2 separate regions of the Homo sapiens genome follow, and region 1 is linked to region 2. The links are chromatin loops, found by intact Hi-C in ENCODE. Cell type or tissue: GM12878. All regions are shown on one strand. Region 1 has its middle 10 kb from the start of CD70. Region 2 has its middle 14 kb from the start of TNFSF9.

What was found. A loop is a pair of places that touch in the nucleus more often than their neighbours do. Peaks named below come from ENCODE experiments on the same cell type or tissue, not always from the same donor. Only the 100,000 strongest peaks of a DNase experiment are listed, where the experiment ranks them.
Region 1: a loop joins it to region 2, with 6 times the contacts of the local background. A loop is called at or near these places in 10 of 110 quality-filtered maps.

The regions. Positions count from the first base shown.
Region 1 is chr19:6,600,206-6,602,705 of GRCh38, forward strand. No RefSeq gene overlaps it. Among named protein-coding and RNA genes, the nearest start is that of CD70, 10 kb to the left of the region's middle. RefSeq lists an enhancer at 1,450-1,669. In GM12878, no CTCF peak of the experiment used is centred here; DNase peaks (open chromatin) are centred at 1,386 and 1,616; H3K4me3 peaks cover 2,421 bases; H3K27ac peaks cover 2,500 bases.
Region 2 is chr19:6,516,028-6,518,527 of GRCh38, forward strand. No RefSeq gene overlaps it. Among named protein-coding and RNA genes, the nearest start is that of TNFSF9, 14 kb to the right of the region's middle. RefSeq lists enhancers at 105-645, 1,987-2,036, 2,087-2,216 and a silencer at 507-676. In GM12878, a CTCF peak has its summit at 1,026 (motif pointing right); DNase peaks (open chromatin) are centred at 234, 1,084, 1,503 and 2,344; H3K4me3 peaks cover 2,500 bases; H3K27ac peaks cover 2,310 bases.

The DNA of each region.
Region 1 (2,500 bases), 84 kb after region 2:
CCCCTTAGAGCTAGTACTAACCAATCCCCTTGATCCTCGCTGGAAAAAAGAGGAACGTGTAACCCTAAAAAATTGATAAGAGCTAGACTGGATCTTCAAGTAAATATCGTGGTTTGAGAAAAAGTGTATAAATGCTCTCCCGAGCCAGTATTTCAAACCTTCTATGATAAACTAAAAGTGCCAGTACCAGAAATTCCATGAAAAACAAGAAATTTGTTTTTGCAATTAGCCGAGCATGTGACCCAGTCTCTCAATGTCACTTCATGTTATATATGTGGAAGAACTGTCACAGGAGATCAATGGCCATAGGAAGCACGAGAATTAGTACCTACAGACCCAGTTCCTGATGAATTCCCAGCTCAAAAGAATCACCCTGATAATTTCTAGGTCCTAAAAGCCTCAATTATTGGACAATATCGCATAGCTAGAGAAAGAAAAGAATTCACTCACCCCGTAGGACGATTTAGTTGTCTGAGACAGAAACTGTATAATGGTACCACAAAAACAGTCACTTGGTAGAGTTCAAATCACACAGAGAGAAATCCACTTAGTAAAAAATTCCCAAAGTTGCAAACCGTGTAGACATAGCCGGAGTCCCACCGGGACTAGACAGCCCCGACTAGATTATGCTACGTATGTAGGCATAGAGCTTATGCCAAATTGCCTAACCAGTAGGCAGGCAGTTGTGTTATTAGCACTATTAAACTATCTTTCTTCCTACTGCCCATAAAAACAGGTGAACTCCTGGGCTTCCCTGTCTATGCTTCCCTCGAAAAGAGAAGCATAGCTATAAGAAATTGAAAAAATGATAAATGGCCCCCGAGAGAATCATACAATATTATAGTCCTGCTACTTAGGCACAAGATGGCTCGTGAAGATACTGGACTCCCATTTACGTGATCAACCAAATCATATGGTTACAAGCTGTCTTAAAAATAATCACCAATAAAACCGGCACAGCCTTGACCATTCTGGCCCAGCAAGAAACTCAGATGAGAAATGCTATCTCTCAAAATAGATTAGCTCTCGACTACTTGCTAGCAGCTGAAGGAGAAGTCTGTAGGAAATTTAACCTTACTAATTGCTGCCTACACATAGATAATCAAGGGCAAGTAGTTGAAGACACAGTTAGAGCTATGACAAAACTGGCACATGTGCCCGTGCAAGTGTGGCATAAATTTGATCCTGAGGCCATGTTTAGAAAATAGTTCCCAGCGCTAGGAAGATTTAAAACTCTTACAGTAAGAGTTATAATAGTAATAAGAACCTACTTACTGCTTGCTTGTTTGCTACCTGTACTTCTTCAAATGATAAAAAGCGTCATCGCTAACTTAGTTCACCGAAATGCTTCAGCACAAGTGTACTATATGAATCATTATTGATCTGTCTTGCAAGAAGACACGGGTAGTAAAAATGAAAGTGAGAACTCCAGTATTGAGCGAGAGTCTCAAAAGGGGGGGATAAGGGAGGAGACCACCCCTCATATTGTCTTATGCCCAATATCTGCCTCCAAAGAAAGAAAAAGTAAAAACGAAAAGGCAGAAATGAAATCCACAAGCAGACAGCCCGGCGCCACACCCTGCAGCCCCCAGTCACGTAGGCCCTGCTTGCTCAATCAATCATGACCGTCTCACGCTCACACCCTTAGAGGTGTGAGCCCTTAAAAAGGACAGCAATTGCATCCTCGAGGAGCTCAGCTCTTGAGACAGGAGTCTTGCCGATGCCCCCGGCCAAATAAACCCCTTCCTTCTTTAACTCGGTGTCTGAGGAGTTTTGTCTGCAGCTCGTCCTGCTACACTATCTCTCTAAAAATACAAAATTAGCTGGGCGTGGTGGCACATGCCTGTAATCCCAGCTATTCGGGAGGCTGAGGCAAGAGAATCGCATGAACCTGGGAGGTGGAGGTTGTGGTGAGCCAAGATTGCACCATTGCAATCCAGTCTGGGCAACAAGAGCGAAACTCCGTCTCAAAAAAAAAAAAAAAAAAAAAAAAGAGAGAGAGAAGGAATTACTTAGGCAGAGAGCAAGGGCATGGGAGTCCTCGGTAAGGCTTTTCTTTTTAATGAAAAGCAGCCCCAAATCATTTTCTAACAAACAGCAGCCTGCAAGCTGGGAGCTTGCCTGGATGAATGCCAGCGGGAACTAAGGACTAGATATATTGAAGATGGCGGCTCTATCTTCCCTTCTCTGCCAGCCACGTGTGCTGTAAAGGAGCAGACAAGATGGCACAGATCAACTAGAAAGCCTATTTGCTTAAGAAGGGTAGGCTGGGGCAGCGGGGTGCTGTGGCTCACGCCTGTAATCCCTGCACTTTGGAGGCCGAGGCGGGTGGATCACCTGAGGTCAGGAGTTCGAGACCAGCCTGGCCAATGATGAAATCCAAATAATAGCTGGGCGTTTTAGTGAGCACCTGTAATCCCAGCTACTCGGGAGGCTGAGGCAGGAGAATCGCTCGAACCCGGGAGGTGGAGGTTGCAGTGAGCCAAGGTCACACCACTGC
Region 2 (2,500 bases):
TTGGGAAATGGGCGGGGCCTGGGAGAATGACAGGGAGGTGTGAGGGACTGAGGAGTGGGCAGGGTCTGGGAGGCTGATAACAGGGGAAGTGGGCGGGGCCTGGAGATAATATTGGGAGGAACTGTGGCGTGGGAAGGGCCTGGAGCGGACAGCAGGGGAAGTGGGCGGGGCCTGGGGAGAATGACAGGGAAGTGGGAGGGACTAAGGAGTTAGCAAGGGCTGGGAGACAAATAACTATGAAGTGGGCGGAGTCTAGGGAGAATGACCGTGGGGTAGGGGAACTGAGGAGTGGGCTGGGCCTGGGAGTCTGCTGGGGAAGCGGACGGTCCTCGAGAGAATGACAGGAAAGTGGGAAGGACTGAGGAGTGGGCAGAGCCTGAGAGGCAAACGGATGGGTACGAGGGCGGGGCCTGGGGAGAAGCTAGGGAGGTGGGAGGCGGATGACAGCGGAATGGGGCTTCGGTAGACTGACAGGATCAGTCGTGGAAGGGGCGGGCCCATCTTTCTCTTGAACCCGCGAGCCAAAGCCACGTTGGTGCTGGTGATCATCCAGGCTGAGCGCTGGGCATTCCCAGTCTCGGGCGATTTCTTGGCGTTACTTCCAGGCTGAGAGCCATGACTAGGCGAGCTTCGGCCGTGGGACCGAAGACCTCCCACCCTCAGCACTCTAACCTCCCCGACCCTGCCCTCGCTGTGCCTCGTTGGGAATCCGCCTCCGGGGTCTTCCGCGGTCCAGGAGCCGCACCTGCCGGGTGGAGACGCGGGGCTGGCTGGGGTGCGGGAGTAGGAGGTCTTCGGTCCAACCGCCTCCAACCCATTCCTGCTTCCGACGTTCTGTTCCCGCGCTTAATGCCCTGCCCGATCCAGTTCCGGCCTCCCATCTCCCCTTCCCGCGTCTCCACGCTCTTTCCTTCCCCGGTTCTGCCGTGAATGCTCCCAAGTCCTAGAGCACCGGAACTCCCCGCGCGCCTTGGCTCCTGGGCCCCAGCTCCGTGCAGTCCTGGACTGGGGCTCCAGGTCCACCAGGGGGCGCCCGCTGCCCAAGCTGGGTATCGCTGCGGAGAAAAGGGGCCCAGAGTGATTGTTCCTCAGGGGAGGGAGGGGGAGGTCCCCAGAGGGAAGGGCCTGAGTTTCCTCTTGGGGGATGGATCCTAGGTGGTCTGAGGGGTGAGTCCTGGGTTCCCTGGCGGGAGTGGATCTTGGGTGGTCCTCTGTGGGTACAGGGTGGAACTTGGGTGTTCTGAGGGGTAGTCCCTGGGGACTCCTCTGGGAGCGGGGCAGACCTTGGATGGTCGTAGGATTGGACCTGGACCTCTGTGTGTGTGATTGTGCATGCCCATAACGTGTGTTCTTGCGTTATGTCTATGACTAGCCATGGTGCCTGCCATGTATGTGTATCTACGATTGTGTCTTTGGGTGTCTGTCTCAGTGTGTAACCGTGTACGTGTGTGTTGTGTACCTCCATGTCTGTTTTGGTATGTGTGTGATGGTGTGTCTGTGTTGGTGTGTTCTAGTCTCGGTGTGTTTGGTTATATGCCCTGAATATATGTCTCTTGTGTCCTTGTGTGTGTCTGTTGCTAGCTTTTTTTTTTTTTTTGAGGCAGAATCTTACTCTGTCATCCAGGCTGGAGTACAGCGGCGCCATCTTGGCTCACTGCAACCTCTGCCTCCCGGGTTCAAGCGAGTCTCCCATCTCAGCCTCCTTAGTAGCTGGGACTACAGGCACTCACCACCACGCCCGGCTATTTTTTTTTTTTTTTTTTTTTTGTATTTTTGGTAGAGACAGGGTTTCACCATGTTGGCCAGGTTGGTCTCGGACTCCTGACCTCAAGTGATCTGACTGCCTTGGCATCCCAAGGTGCTGGGATTACAGGCGTGAGACACTGCACCCGGTCTGTGGCTAGCTTTGATGGTTGTTGTGTATCTATGATTGTGTGTCCAGGTGTGTGTGTGTGTGTGTGATTGTGTGTATGTCTGCATGGTGTGTCTGTATGTCTGTCTTGTTTTGTGTGATTGTATATGTCCAGAATGGGTGTGCCCTTTGTGTTCTGGTGTCTGTGTGTGTCTACTTGTGTCCCTCCCCCAGGGGAGTTGGAAAGTCCTTTCCAGGTAGTTACCCTGCTGGGATTCCCTTTCCAAAGCGGGTTGACTTCCCAGCACCGTGAGCTGCCTCTTCATGCTCTTGGAAGGGGTCGCTGGGTCTGCCCCAAGTCTGCCTGGGTCTTCCCCAACCCTGACTCCTCCTTCCACTGCCCTCAACAGGGAAACACCATTTCCTGCCTTTGATGTCACTAGGTACAAAAAGTTTCCTTCCTCCAAGTGGCTCTGGCCACTGGTTTCTTTCTGCGTGTGTGAAAGCTGGCCACGATTCTGTGCTTAATGTTAAAACAAAAAGAATAAAACAAAGCAAACAAAACGAACCCATGGAAAATGCAAGCATGCAAAATCATACACCATGAAACATCCACATCTTCTCACCCCAATACCCTCAATTTTTGCA